Regions from separate parts of the Homo sapiens genome. Here region 2 is linked to region 1. The links are chromatin loops, found by intact Hi-C in ENCODE. Cell type or tissue: IMR-90. All regions are shown on one strand.

Region 1 (8,000 bases):
GAAATGAAATGATGAAGCCCAGCTGCTGGCACAGAGCCTGGCACGTAGTAGATCCTCAGCAAATGTTTGCCAAAAGAATGTGGCAGCAAAAAGATGAAAAGGAAGGAACAGAGGATAAACAGTATGAAATACTCCATTAAAACTGACCCACTCTAAACTAAATAAGAAGAATGAATCATGGTCAAAGAGTGTGCAGGAGAGACAGGAACCAGTGAATGGGGCAGTGGGAATGTAGGAACAGGGCACAACAAAGGATACCAGAAAAGGGCAACTTCTTCTCATCCCTGCCTGAACGTCCCTAAATAATAACTGCTTGCTATTTCTGGGAAGGCCTCTGAACAACAACACTTTTTGTCTTAACATGGAAATGACAGGGTGAAAGGAAGAAAAAAATACATCAGGAAATCTAGATGTTTAGTAACTTTGCCGTCAGTCACAGAATATCTCTGGGCATGTCATTGCTCTTAAGTAAATGATGGTGAAGAGTTCAAAGATTAATGTTGTTGCTAAGGGTAATGGCCAAGAAGGATCCACATGCCTGCAAAGCTCTCCCTTTGCTTAAGTGAAACAGGAGAGGCAGAGAAAATTATGATGCAGCACATTCACTTTGAAAGCCCCTGTTCTGGTGCCTGAGTCATTTGTCAGAGCTGAGCTGCTTGAAGAGGACCCCTGGGGATCCTGGCTTGGGGATTTTGAGAAGGCATTCATGTGAACTGTTGAGCGAGGTCCTGGATGGGAGGTGAGGGACAGAAACAGTCCAAATCAAGGTTTCAGTTTTTTCTTTCTTTAGCCATCAGCCTGTGTATAGGAAATAAGATTGATGCTGGAGTCAGAAAGACTGGGTTGGAATCATAATTATTTCATCATCTCACTGTACGATGTCAGGCAGATTGTTTCACAACCTCAAACCTTGATTTCCTTATCTTTTAAGTGGGAATAATAACATCTGCATAACACATGGAAAGCATAGTTTTCTTTCCTCCCTTATTACATCTTTCTTTCCTATAGGAAAATGGGTGTGTCCAAGAAGATAACTTAGTAACATAGGGTAGTTTTCTTGGCTTTAAAAGTTAATATGTCTCTATCACCTCTTCCTCCTTTTCTGATCTCCTCGTTCTTTCTCATATAGCTTGGCTATAAAAATCCTGTGAGAAGACACTGTGTTCTCAACATACCTCCTCCTTGCACACAGTCCTCTAGTGCTAAATCTTTTCCCCCGACCTGAGCCCTTGGACTGACAGTGCCCGCAAAGAGGTGATGACACAGCTTTTGAATACACAAATAATTATTAATGATTATGGAAGGAAAATCCCACCATGGTATTATCATTTAGCAAGAGGGAGAAACATAATCCATAAGATGTGCATAGAGAAAGAGGGATGCCTAGAGAACAGTGCCTAAAACGCAGTAGATGCTTGGGATTTGTGGAGTAAGTAAAAAAAGACACAGGTGAAAGAGCAGTGTAATGAGAGCTTACAGCCAAGTGTTTGCAGGTTGTGCGAATGTGCGTGTAAAGGCGGGGTTGCAGAGAAAGGAAAAAGTGGAAGTAGGGGTCCCACAGCTGAAAAGATAGACCAGAGACAGATTGTGGGGGGACTTTGAATACTGGCCAGGAGGTCACTGGAGCCATCAAATATTTTGAGCTTTAAAAATATTATTATGTTTTGCTATTCTGAAATTACTAAATGATCATTTTTCTGGCAGTTGTGTCTTTAAAAGTGGTATTGGAGGCCGGGCGCGGTGGCTCACGCCTGTAATCCCAGCACTGTGGGAGGCCGAGGCGGGCAGATCATGAGGTCAGGAGATGGAGACCATCCTGGCTAACACGGTGAAACCCCGTCTCTACTAAAAATACAAAAAATTAGCTGGGTGTGGTGGTGGGCACCTGTAGTCCCAGCTACTCGGGAGGCTGAGGCAGGAGAATGGTGTGAACCCGGGAGGCGGAGCTTGCAGTGAGCCAAGATCACGCCACTGCACTCCAGCCTGGGCGACAGAGCAAGACTCTGTCTCAAAAAAAAAAAAAAAAAAAAAAAAAAAAAGAAAGTGGTATTGGTATTGGAAAGCAGAAAAGCCACCTGGAATGATAGAATTCAATTTAGAGGACATCTCATTAGTCGTGGGCAGCAGTGTAATGTTCTAAATGGCACTGGAGGAGGAAGGAAGAGTTTGGGTCAAATTTGTGAACTAATAGTACTTGATGACTATTTAGATATTTAGATTGATGGAGAAATAGGAATCAGATGTTCCTGAGGATTTAATGAGATATCATATGCAATGCAAACATTTCAATACCTGGCTTATAGCACCTAGGCAGTAAATGGTAGCTATTATTACTATTCTGTGTGATGTGGAGTGATGTTGCCACTAAAGAAACAGAAATTCTCATAAATAGAATAAACAAACAATCTAATAAAAAAAATAGGCAAAGAAAAATGGCTACCATTTATTGCATGCTTACTATGTGCCAGGCATTTTCAGTACTCCATCTGCATTATCTCATTTCATCCTCACAGCAGCCCTAGGGAGTATGTAAACATATCATTCCTTTTTTTAAATAGAAGAAAACACTGGAGGTGAGAAAAATAAGGCGGTTTTCGTAAGATTACCCAGCCATTAAGTGGATGGACAGATTCTACGTCCTGAGCACACAAAAGAACATGGCAAGGCACCAAGAAACATTTGAAAAATAAAAAAGTTTAGCCTCACTAGCAATCAGACACACAAATTATAATTAGACATCATATTTCATCTCCAAATTTCAAACATTGAAAAAAGATAAAATGTGGTTTCGAGTAGTAGTTATTCTTGAACACTGCTGATAAAGAGTTTAGATTCAAACATTTTAAAGAGCAATTTGATCATTTGCATCAAACATCTTAAAAATGTAAATGCCTTTGAACCAGTAGTTTTATTTCTGAGGAAATAATTAGGATACGTACAAAGATTAAGCAATATAGATCATTTTTGTATATTATTTATATCATAAGACAAAATTTAGTATTCATAAGTAGCAAATTAAATAAACTCATAGAATGTACTATGATGCAGCAATTAAAGCTAATAGTAGAAAAATAAGTAATTATATGGGAAAAATATTCACAATGCTGTTAATGCAAAAAACATTATGAAGATTGTGTATAGTATAATCCCAGGTGACTTTTCTGGGTAGATACGCATTATAAGAAGATAGGAAAGACATATGGCAAAATGTTCCTAGTGGTTATTGAGATAACCACTGGATAGTGAAATTTTCTGTAATTTTTATTTCTTCTTGGTGCCTTTTTGTTTTCTAAAACTCTTACAGTGAATATTTATTACATTTATAAAAAGAAAAAATATCCAAAACCTTTGAATAAATGTTTTAAAATAATGAAATCAGAAAGCTGATGTTATAAAATTAACTAGCAAGTTTGTTTCATCCAGGAGAAAATGGCAGACAAGAGAAGCCCAGAGAGTAGGTCTGGGGCTGGGGGTGGGGCTGGCAGGGAGGGGAGGGAGGCAGGCCAGGCCTGCAGGTGCAGAAAAAAACTGCAACTTCTTAGCAGAACCTAGAAAGAAGAGGGCTAAGGATGTCAGGGAGTGGGGGAAGCCACAGGAGACAGTGACTTGCCTAAGGAGTAGTCAGGGGACAGGAGGAAGTCAAGAAATGAGTATTACCTAACAGAGGGGAAGAGCAAGGTTCTTCTGAAGGAGACATCTCAGATGGTCACACACTGAAAAGGAGTTAAGGGGCATGAGGGTGGGAAGATGCTATTTCGCCCAGCAATTAACAGGCCACTGGTCACTCTGGAAAGCTCAATTTTTGTACACCTAGAAAGGCAGGAGCCAGATTGCAGGGATGAGGAGGACAGTATGGTTGACAGGAAGTGGAGATGAGCAGAGGAGACTGGGCTTCATGCTGACAATCCCGAAGCTTCCCACTCTTCCTTTTGCTTGATTCGCTTTTAGCATTAGTGCATTTAAATCAGGGCAGTTCCCACTTTTTCCATCTTGGCTAGGACCCTTTAGTGAACTCTTCATTTTATCAAAGGCCTTTTTTATAGAAAAGGTTAAGTTCCAGTAAGAATGTTTTGAGTTTAGTTAGTGATTAATACACCCTGCTTCTGTAATTGCTGTAAATGAGGAAATCCACATTGTCTTACTCCAAATGTGTGGCAGTCCAGGAATGTTTTAATATTTTCCCTGAATCTAGTCTGTGAATAGGACTGGACTGCTTGGACTACCTGGATATAGGAAGGCCATGCTTCTGGGTCTCTGAAGAAAGTTAAAAAAAAAAAAACCCCAAAACCAGTAAAACCAACTTAAATTAATCCACTTATTTTTATTTATGTTTATAGTTATAAAGTATGCCTACGACTGTCCTGGTGGTATTAATTAGCTATGAACTGAATACTGGCTTGCCTCTTTGAGGTTGTTTCTTCCTAAAGTATGGAGGACTCCCTGCTTTGATCCCATAGCACCATCTGGTGGTTGACCTGAAAAGCTGAACTTTTGAATTTCTGGTTTTCTAAGTATAAAAGGAAAAGACAGAAACAAAACAAAAAAACTGTTTATTAAGAACAAATATAAAAGTAGTAAAGAAGTGTCTGTTATCCTTTAGTAATAGTTGTAATCCTCTTGTTTATGACTACCTAATTCAATAACCAAATAAAAAAGACAGATGAATATGTATCTCAGGTTCTTTTGAATCTTAGTTTAGTACTTGATACCCAGGGCTGGAAGTGTGAGCCCATCCTGCTACAGGTGGGATGAAAAAAATCCAGACTTTCATCTGATTCCAGACATGGGAAGCAAAGCTCAGGCCTTGGTAACAAAGTTACCATATCCCTGAAAAGGCACCCTCTTTTTTGTGACTTGGCTCTTTTTATATATAGTTACTTGTCTTTCTTCTTTCCCTTTAGCTGAAAATTGGGCAATTCTTGGCCAAGCTTTTGGAATTGGTTTTAATCCTGGGAAATGGGCATATTTATATGTGATTCAAGGCCCACCTCTATCCTGTCCCATGACCAACCTAAAAAAGACCATTTCCATAGAGCAACATAGCATGTCTATGAGAGGCAACAATGGAACTGTGAAAGTACATGTGCTCCCTGAAGGTGGTGAGACTGGGCAGAACATCTGCATGAGGTCAGTCTGTTTGTCTGCTGTTGCATCTTGCCTGGAGACAGACAGACACCACTGTTTGTTCTTTTATTTTTGTCCAGTCTTCTCAAGCTGGGTGTGTTGGGGCATGCCTGTAGTCCCAGCTACTTGGGAGGCTGAAGCAGGAGGATCACTTGAGCCCAGGAGTTCAAGTCCAGTCTGAGCAACGTAGTGAGACACCTGTCTCTATAATAAATAAAGTAATATGGTAGTAATAGGCTAATCCAAAGAAAAGCAGAAAATTATGTTGATAGCATCAGCCTATGAACAGGACCCAAACCTCAAAGCATCAGAATCAGAAAAGTTGAGATAAATAAGACATTCTAGAGGTACGCCAGAAGCGTTAGAGGCTGGTTGATGTGTCTGATTGATTCATTCATTTCTGTGTACCCACATGCCGCCCTGTTCCTCAGAGACTTTGAGCTTCCATGACAGAGGAAGAATAGGGTTTCTGTAAAACAAAAAGACTTCAAAGATGACTCAGGACATTGTCTTGGCAGACAAGGACCTTGCCATAAAGTGACTTGTTCAAGGTCACATAAGTAGTGGCATAATTGGAACTTGAACTCAGATCTGAATCTTTTCACGGAGTTCTTTTAAACATCCTATTCTCTCATCGCCCTCACTGGAAGTACAATTTAGCTTTTCTTATTTATTTATTTAGGCTTAAGTATCCTGCTTCTCTCATTATCTTCCTCATCTTCATCTCTCAACATCTCCTCAATCCTAAGAAAAAATAAAATTGCAAAAATTGTTGTTTCCATTTTGATATGACTTTCTATTTTGACTTCATTTTTATTTTTATTTATTATTATTATTTTTATTTTTGAGATGGAGTTTCACTCGTCGCCCAGACTGGAGTGCAATGACGCCATCTTGGCCCACTGCAACCTCTGCCTCCCAGGTTCAAGTGATTTTCCTGTCTCAGCCTCCCAAGTAACTGGGATTACAGGCACCTGCCACCATGCCCAGCCAATTTTTTTGTATTTTTAATAGATACGGGGTTTCACCATGTTGGCCATGAACTCCTGACCTCAAGTGATCCACCTGCCTCAGCCTCCCAAAGTACTGGGATTACAGGCGTGAGCCACTGCACCTGGCCTTGACTTCATTTTTAATTGGACTGGGAATTTACGAGATTAAAAACAAAAGGATTACCTTTTCTTTAAAAAAAAAGTATTTATTTGGTTAGGTTGCTAGCATATTAGTGTTAGGAGATATTTTATCATTTAAGCCATACTTGATATTATGTAAGCTCTCTCTCTCTTTCTTCCTTTCTTTCTTTTTTAGAGACAGGGTCTTGCTATGTTGCCTAGGCTGGGGTGCAGTGGCTATTCACAGGTGTGATCACAGTACACTAGAGCCTGCAACCCCTGGGCTCAAGTGAACCTCTCTCCTCCCTCCTTTAAGCCTCCCAAGTATCTGGGACTAGTGAATTACCTTTTCTTATAATGTAACACAGCTTCTCATGGCTCAACTGGAGGATACATCTCCAAGGGTACTTTTTAGGTCTCCGGATATGAGGCCTGACTAGCAAGGAGGAGACTATTTCCACAAATCACCTAAGAAATAATTTATATCACCTAGTAGCTATAAGAACATGTCCCATTGCAGGGACTCACTGCAATTCTCACTTCAAAAAACTCAAAGACAATTTCATACAGTAGCACTATTCATATGATTCAGAGAAATCACTATTTATTCATTCAACAAATATGTTTAGAGCATTTTCTATCTGTTGGTCACTAAGTAAAGCTACTGTGGAGAAAAATATAGGAACAATATAAAATGGCAGTGTAAAGATAGACCAAATATTTTCCTTTGGTAGGAAAGACATAAATTTATAGATATTCTTAACTGGGTTTCAAAACCGGAATTAGCTCCTAAGTCTATTTCAGGATCCAATTTGTACTTTAAAGGGGCAACTTTATAAGAATGAAGATTTGATACCTTAGCATTGTTTGATTTAGTAATACCACCACACCACCATCACACACACACACACACACACACACACACACACACACCCCTTTCAAATGTGTTCAGACAAAATTTTTAAGTAAAAGTCAAATTAGTTTTGGAATGAGAATATCTGAGATTCCTTGAGGTGATTATTAACATAAGGCTGAGAAACACTGTTATAGGTTCTGTTATAACTTACTGTTATCAGCTCTACAAATTCTGTTAGATGTGAATGAATTGCCTTTTACTTCAAATAAATATGAATTTTTTCCAAGACAATGCAAAGCATAAAATCATGCTTCCAAGTTAGCATAGTTAAACCAGTCCATAAAGACGGTTGTCTCTCCTCTCCTCAGATATCCCTTTTAGTAATGTGTTCCAGGTTTGTTTTCAAAATGCTGAGACCCAAGATACTTTCCCTGGTATTTAATCTGATTCTCCATGCACTCCTTTAAGCCCATTGCCTCTCCCCTGCTTTCCTTTTCTCAGAAAATAGCTGACAATTTTTACAACACTCTTGTGTATATTAAACTGTTATTGGACTTTTCCTCATCTCTCAATTCTTCTGGTTATCCCAATGTTCCTTTGTAAAAATTTGTCATGAGATTTATTGCCTCTGTCTTTAAGCCATCCTTAGGACTCTTTCTAGGTCACCATTAGGAAACTTCCATCAATTATATCTTCATATTGCAAGGCCATATTCTAACCAAGGCAGGAATGATGTTACATATGGTAGGGAGATTAATTTACAGTCCCTAACCACAAGCTCCTCCTTTCAGTGGCAGCAGCAGATTTGCTTACTCATTTGTGATAGTCAGATGCCTGCCCGCACCCTAACTTGTTTATTTTTGTGTGAAAACTAGCGCCTTCCTGGTAACTGTGCCTCAGAAAAAGTA
Region 2 (8,000 bases), 370 kb before region 1:
GATTTGAACAAATATGGAAAAAATATAAAACAATTATAATCCAATTTGTCAAGTAGCAGGACAAGAAATATACAATTATCTGTGAGGTAATTTAAATCTCCATGCAGCACAACTCCAGCATTCTGTTATTATAAAAGTCCAGCCCCCAAGCAGTGACTTGTTTCTAAGGAGTGCCTTACTTTAGAAGGTTCTCTGAAAAAAAGGAGTTCCAAACATTCTCAGTTCTGTTTTACTTATGAAAAAACCTAGGCACCAAGAGATGAAGAAACTTTCCCAAGATGACACATAGGGAGACGAGAGTAGGGCCCAGGTCTCTGAATCCTGTTTGAAAACTTTTCCACTGCAGTTAGAAACCTGAGCCAGCAAACCGTCATTGTGATTTAATATGCCAGCTACATGAGAAAATCCAGATGCTTACTACAGTTTATAGATACAGTTTAGCCATATGGTAGCTTTAAAGATAGTCAAATTAGAATTCAGCCACAAATGAGAATACAGACCCTAAACAAGTTGAGGAAACTCTATTTCTACAAATAGGAAAGCCCAAAGAAATAATCAGATTCTGATTTAAATATGGAAAGCTCTAGTATACTTACATTACTTTCTAACACTAGGACACTTTGGATGATATCATATCATAACCTTTGTGGTTTAAGTTTACAAATAAATTCAAGTCTACCTCCTTCTCAAGAAAAAGTACCATAGTCTTTGCAAATTACTCAAATGACTGAAGATTAACATATGAAATACTATTACCTAATTATGCATTTCATCATACCTATTATACAAGGGAGAATTTCAATCAGCTAGCTAGAATAACTAAAATAACAACAAAATTCTGCAAATAAAAGACCTTTTTCCTTAATTTTTTGTCTGTCTGTCCTAGCTAGCAAAATTCTCGCACCACAATAAGAAGAAATTTAGCTGGGTGTACTTCTCTTCCTGATTTCAAGTCATCTAAAAATTTCCTTCCAGATATACAAACAAACTATAAACTGAAACTCTACTGTTGCCAATGCCCTTTCATACAGAATATCAGACAGCTTGTTTAAAAAAAAAAATTGAAGAATACAATATATTTAATATAAACTGATCAAACACAGGTGTCTTGAGTGGGAATCACACTTAAGAACTTATCAGCCGGGCGCAGTGGCTCACACCTGCAATCCCAGCACTTTGGGAGGCCGAGGCGGGTGGGTCACGAAGTCAGGAGTTCAAGACCAGCCTGGCCAATATAGTGAAACCCCGTCTCTACTAAAAATACAAAAATTAGCCAGGCGCGGTGGCAGGCACCTGTAATCCCAGCTACTAAGGAGGGTGAGGCAGGAGAATCGCTTGAACCCCGGGGGCAGAGGTTGCAGTGAGCCGAGATCACGCCACTACACTCCAGCCTGGGCGACAGAGCAAGACTCCGTCTCAAAAAACAAAAACAAAAACAAAAACAAAAAAACAAAAACAAAAAACAACGTATTATGCAATGTTTAAATGAAAATGTATAACAAATTCAAAATGCAAATGGGTATATGCCACATTCTGTAATAGCTCTATGCCAAAAGGATAACATGTTCAATGTAATATAAGTGAATTATTCTCTGAAACTTTCTAGTATTTGAATTTGAAAGTTTCTGAACAGGCTAGCATTTAAATTACCTTTCTGCCAAAAGTTCATTGTATAAGTTTGCTTTTGCACATAAATTGTCAAACCAAACAGGAAGGCTTTAAAACCTGAAATGCTCAAAAATAACACAAAGCAACATGCATTATTTAGGCCACTTTACCCATATGCTGCAAAAAGGCATGTTGTTACAAGGAAGATTAAAATTGCATTTGCCAGGCAAATGCTTCCAAATACTGTAATTCCCACTAATGCATATGATAAGCCAGATGATTTGAAGATTTAAAACCTGCCAATAACTTTTCCTGTAAGTTATTACCATGTGTCTGAGAGAAAGGAAAACACAAAAGAAAGAAAGAAATGAATTCATTAACTTTAAGAACAAAAACCACCACTGTTACAGTATAGGACTACACATTAGAAATAAATTTGATGTATTTCTGTAATGGATGTGCCACTAAGTCCTAGCTGCTCATTACAAAGTTTCAGATAGGACTGCCAGGCAGTAAGGAACACAAGCTCTCTAAAACATGGGTCAGTTTGTTTGTTTACTTTTAGCTCACAAAGGCAAAATTTACTTCTTATTGTCCTACTATGATTCTATGCAAGTCACTACATCTAAAATAATTATTGCAATATAAAAGTGGCTCTAAAAACAGCAAATATCAATTTTCTTTTGGTCCTTGATACTTTTTCAATTATGAGAGTGAAAACATTTTATTTTCTTGTTCTTGTATGTAACATTAGAGATTTTCAAAGTAATTATTCAATGTTTCTTGGAAAATACTTATACTAATACATTTCATTATATCTTTTTTTAATCCCATCTGAAGTAGCAATAACAATACTAGCTACCATTTATTAAATGGCTACCATCAAGCTTTATGTAATTCTTTTAACAACTCTTTGTCAGGATAGCAATGACATCATTTTATGGATAAATCTGAGACTTAAGAGGTTAAATTACCACAGCTGAGAAGAGCCCAGATTCAAACCTGGGCTGACTCTAAATCCTATTACAGTATACCCCTATACATCCCAAGTATAAATGTAAATAATAGTATTAAAACATATCCTCAAAAGTATGTTTAAACAAAGATTTTAAAACCAGACAGATGTTTGTCAGATGCACCTATTTATGAACAGCCAGCTGTATAAAAACCACTACTGCCCCCTGTGAACACCACCCCAAAACAGTCATATCTTCCCCACTCTCTGAAACACAAACTAGCAAAATAGAACAGAAGCATCGGTTAGTACTGTAAGGAGATGAAAAAGATGTAGTAAATAAAATAAATCTGACAGAATACACATGATAATCTCAACTGGTAGTAAGTGCCTTATAAACCAATTTACCTGAATTCCTTTAAGTCCACATAAGAAATAGTTGTGCCACAAAGGCTTGGTTTTATCAATCTGGATGTTATTAGCACTAGTACTGAAGTCCCTGCGAAGACAAAAGACACCATTAATTTAAAATCTGTAGGCCTTGAGCTGCAAAATCAATGGATGACTGCTGCCATCTTGTGCCAACACAGCGATACTGACTCTCCTTTACCTTTTATGTTCAAACTGTGTGTCTACAGCAAAACATCTCCAGCTGCTAAGAGTTAAGAGAGGAAGTTGCAGTGGCCTTAGTGACTAAACTACCTCCAACTGACCCTTTTTATTTCCTGAAACACAGAGGAAACAATATATTTCAGAGTAATCTACAACTATTTTCTCTTTCATGTTGGTCCTTGTTAAACTGGTGTAAACCACATGAATGCTTATCCTCTGGGCCTGCTGTTTGGCACACCCCCAAACTGAAACAAGAGTACTCAAAGCCATCTCTGCCACCCATCCAATTTTACCATCTGCACAATTTAAGAAAAAAAAACAAATAAACAAAATGATGATTTTGATGCATAATCAATTTAACAAAATAAGATTCCATGAGTCTATACTAATGTAAGTTAACAAATGAATACAAAGCTAAATGAAGAGGAAAGAAAAACTCTTTATTATGGTAAAATGCTAACTAATAGATATAGAAGGAATGATGTGAATAGAAAAGTCACTACATGGTAAACTGTATGATAATTTGTTTCAGGAAACAATCATCAATGGACTGTTAAACTTAATAAACTGGCTAAACTGGGCTAAACTTAGTAAAAATGTGATGAGAAGCAAGATATTTACAGTATTTCCCCACCAGACACTTATGAACTACAATGGAAAAACATAGTATCTGGGCCAGGCGCAGCAGCTCACACCTCTAATCTCAGCACTTTGGGAGGCCAAGGCAGGCGGATCACAAGTTCAGGAGTTCGAGACAAGCCTGGCCAATATGGTGAAACCCTGTCTCTACTAAAAACACAAAAATTATCTGGGTGTGGTGGTGGGAGCCTGTAGTCCCAGCTACTCAGGAGGCTGAGGCAGAAGAATCGCTTGAACCCGGGAGGTAGAGGTTGCAGTGAGCTGAGATCGTGCCACTGCACCCCAGCCTGGGCGACAGAGCAAGATTCCGTCTCAAAAAAAAAAAAAAGTATCTGATATGGTTTGGCTGTGTCCCCACTCAAATCTCATCTTGAATTGTAGCTCCCATAATTCTCACACGTTGTGGGAGGGACCTGATGGTAGGTAACTGAATCATGGGGGGTGGATCTTTCTTGTGCTTTTGTCATGATAGTGAATAAGTCTCATGGGATCCGCTGGTTTTACAAAGGGGAGTTCCCCTGCACATGCTCTCTTTGCCCGCTGCCATGTAAGATGTGACTTTGCTCCTCATTTGCTTTCTGCCATGATTGTGAGGCTTCCCCCGCCATATGGAACTGTGAGTCAATTAAACCTCTTTCCTTTATAATTACCCAGCCTAGGGTTTTTCTCTATTAACAGCATGAAATATAGCATCTTTATGGTAGAAAGATCTGACAGATGCCACCTTAATCAAATGATCAAAATTAACACCACCAGTAAAGGGATGTTTTGTGCCTCCTTGATACAATATACTAAGCATACATCCATGGAATGTGGGATTTCCTTATGCTATTCTTGTGTCTTCTTTGAAAGTCAAAAAAAATACTTCAAAATGAAAAATAGGCAGATAAATAAATAGGCTCCTAAAATCAGCCGAAGGACAATGTATGTGAAATGGGAGAATCAATTAAAGAGGAGGAAATGAAGCAAAATTCCCCATATTGACTGAGTGCTCTAATATAACTGACTAAATATCTACTATATGCCAATCATTGTAATAGATGCCTTCCATGGATTATTTTAACTCAATAACATGGATACATTATCTCTTTTAAAATATATTAAGTGGCTAACCACTTAAGCATACAAAGCATGCATGGGAATATAAAGGTAAAAGGCAGAAGGCTTGCCTTTTAAAAGTTCACAATCTAGCCAAGATGACATGAACATAAATAACTACCAAACAGTAATGGCACGTGATAATAATACTGGGTGGCATACGTGGCTGAGAGAGTATTATTTCTAAAAGTCCGCATTTGATAGAGAGAGGACGTCTTCCTGGAGGCTCAAAGAGGTTTAGCTGCTTTCCAAAAATGCGTAGTCTGACTTCAGCTCATCAGAATTTTACTCTACTGTCACTCACAGAAGTTGAAAATATGTTGCTCACCATCAACAAGAGGTCACACAATTTGAAAGCAGATACAGTTATGTTAGCATATCTGACAGGTTCTATTCCTAGTTAAAAGGACATCTTGAAAGTCACTAAGAAAAGAAAAACAGAAAGAGATTTTGAGAGGGGAATATGAACAGAGGGGGTAGGCAGGTATGAGGAGAAAAAGAGGAGGATAGTTGCACATATGTAGGAAGCTACATGAGCAACGTTCCAGAAAGAACTGTGATATAATTTGGATTTGCATCCCTGCCCAAATCTCATGCCAAGTTGTGATTCCCCAGTGTTGGAGGTGGGACCTGGTGGGAGGTGACTGGATCATGGGGGTGGATTTCCCCCTTTGGTATTGTTTTCATGATAGAGCTCTCACTAGATCTGGTTATTTAAAAAGTCTGTGGCACTTCCCACCTCTCTCTCTTCCTCCTGGCTCTGGCCATGTAGACATGCCTGCTTCCCCTTTGCCTTCCACCATGCTTGTAAGTTTCCTGAGGCCTCCCTAGCCATGCTTCCTGTACACCTGTAGAATTGTGAGTCAATTAAACCTCTTTTCCTTATAAATCACTCAGTCTCAGGTATTTCTTTATAGCAGTGCAAGAATGAACTAATATGGAAAATTGGTAACAAGGACAGGGGCATTGGTATAAAGATACCTGAAAATGTGAATTTGCATTTGGAACTGGGTAACAGGTAGAGGTTGGACCAATTTGGAGGGCTGAGAAAAAGACAGGAAGATGAGGAAAATTTGTAACTTCCTAGAGACTTGTTGAACGGTTGCTTTGAAAATCCTGATAGTGATATGGACAATGAAATCCCAGCTAAGAAGGTCTCAGATGAAAATGAGGAACTTCTTGGGAACTAGTGTAAAGGTCATTTTTGTTATGCATTAACAAAGAGCCTGGAGGCATCTAGGGGTATGTGGAACTTTGAACTTGAGAGTGATGGTTTAGGTTACTGACAGGAGAAATTTCTAAGCAGCAAAGCAGTCAAGATATAGCCTGCTGCTTCTAACAACCTATGTTCATATGCGTGAGCAAAGAAATGACCTGAAACTGAAACTTATATTTAAAAGGGAAGCAAAGTGTACGAGTTTGAAAAATTTGAAGGCTGGCCATGTGGTAGAAAAGAAAAGGCCTTTTTGGAGGAGGAGTTCAAGCCAGCTACAGAAATTTGCATAAGTAAAGAATAGTCAAATGCTGATGGCCAAGACAAAGGGGAAAAGACTTTCAAAGCATTTCAGAAACCTTTGCAGCAGTTCCTTCCATCACAGGCATGTAGGTCTAAGAAGGAAGAATGGTTTCATGAACAGGGACCAGGGTCCCACTTCCCTGCACAGGCTCAAGACACTGCTCCCCATATCCTGACCCCTCTGCCTCCAGGGGTGGCTGAAAGGACTTCAGATACAGCTCAGGCTGCTGCTTCAGAATGTGCAAGCCATAAAACTTGGTGTTTCTATGAGGTGTTTAGCCTGCCAATGTTCAGAGTGCAAGAGTTAAGGCTTCGGGAGCCTCTGCCTAGATTTCAGAGTATGTGTAGAAAAGCCTAAATGTCTAGGCAGAACCCTGCTGCAGGAGCAGAGCCGTCATGGAGAATCTCTACTAGGGCAGTACTGAAGGGAAATCTGGGGTTGAATCCCTCACACAGAGCCCCACTGGGGCACTACCTAGTGGAGCTGTGAGAAGAGGGCCATTGTCTTCGAGACTGCAGAATGGTAGATCAACCAGGAGCTTGTACCATGCACATGTAAAAGCCGCAGGTGCATGAACACTAGCCCATGAAAGCAGCCTCAGGGGCTTTACTTTGCAAAGCCTCAGAGGTGCAGCTTCCCAACCTTAGGAGCCCACCCCTTGCCCCAGTGTGCCCTGGAAGTGAGATGTGGAATCAAAGGAGATTATTTGGAGCTTTAAGATTTAATGACTCCCTTGCTGGGTTTCAAACTTACATGGGGCCTGTAGCCCCTTTCTTTTGGCTAATTTCTCCCTTTTGGAAAAGAAGTATTTACCCAGTGCCTGTACCCTCACTGTATGTTGGAAGTAATAACTAACCCATTTTTTATTTTACAGGCTTATAGGCAGAAGGGACTTGCCTTGTCTCAGATGAGATTTTGGACTGTGGACTTGTAAGTTAATGCTGGAATGAGTTAAGACTCTGAGGACTGTTGAGAAGGATGACTGAATTTTGGAATGTGAGTACCTGAGACTTGGGAGGGGCCAGGGACAGAATAATATGGTTTGGATTTGTGTCTCTGCCCAAATCTCATGTCAAATTATAATCCCCAGTTTTGGAAGTGGGGTCTGGTGGAAAGTGATTGGATCACAGAGGTGGATTTCCCCCTTTGGTACTCTTCTCGTGATACAGTTCTCACTTGACTTGGTTGTGTAAAAAGTGTGTAGCTGCCCCCAGCCCTCTGCCTCCTGCTCCACTCATGTAAGACATGCCTGCTTCTCCTTTGCTTTCCACCATGTTTGTAATTTGCCTGAGGCCTCCGCAGCCATGCTTCCTGTATATCCTGTAGAGAATCATGAGCCATTTATACCTCTTTTATTTATAAATTACCCAGTCTCAGGTATTTCTTTATAGCAGTGTAAGAATGGACTAATACAAACTGAAAAGTGCCAGCTCCCACAGAATTAGAAGTATGGCTCAAGTCTGTCAGAAAAAAACAAAAAAAAACTGCTTTTTGATTAGTTATTGATCTTTGCTCTTTCCCACATCCCTATCTCACCTCTCTACCTAGCCTTTTCCTGAGGTTCAAAACCA

What was found. A loop is a pair of places that touch in the nucleus more often than their neighbours do. Peaks named below come from ENCODE experiments on the same cell type or tissue, not always from the same donor. Only the 100,000 strongest peaks of a DNase experiment are listed, where the experiment ranks them.
Region 2: a loop joins it to region 1, with 9 times the contacts of the local background. A loop is called at or near these places in 18 of 110 quality-filtered maps.

The regions. Positions count from the first base shown.
Region 1 is chr15:48,858,476-48,866,475 of GRCh38, reverse strand. The region is part of intron 6 of SHC4 (SHC adaptor protein 4); the gene reads left to right. Among named protein-coding and RNA genes, the nearest start is that of EID1, 16 kb to the left of the region's middle. In IMR-90, a CTCF peak has its summit at 4,459 (motif pointing left); DNase peaks (open chromatin) are centred at 585, 4,455 and 7,885; H3K27ac peaks cover 1,803 bases.
Region 2 is chr15:49,230,913-49,238,912 of GRCh38, reverse strand. It overlaps GALK2 (galactokinase 2), which reads right to left. Exons shown (of 10, transcript NM_002044.4): 4 at 2,972-3,062. Among named protein-coding and RNA genes, the nearest start is that of GALK2, 65 kb to the right of the region's middle. RefSeq lists enhancers at 5,995-6,665, 6,666-7,337. In IMR-90, a CTCF peak has its summit at 3,138 (motif pointing left); DNase peaks (open chromatin) are centred at 302 and 3,152; H3K27ac peaks cover 1,796 bases.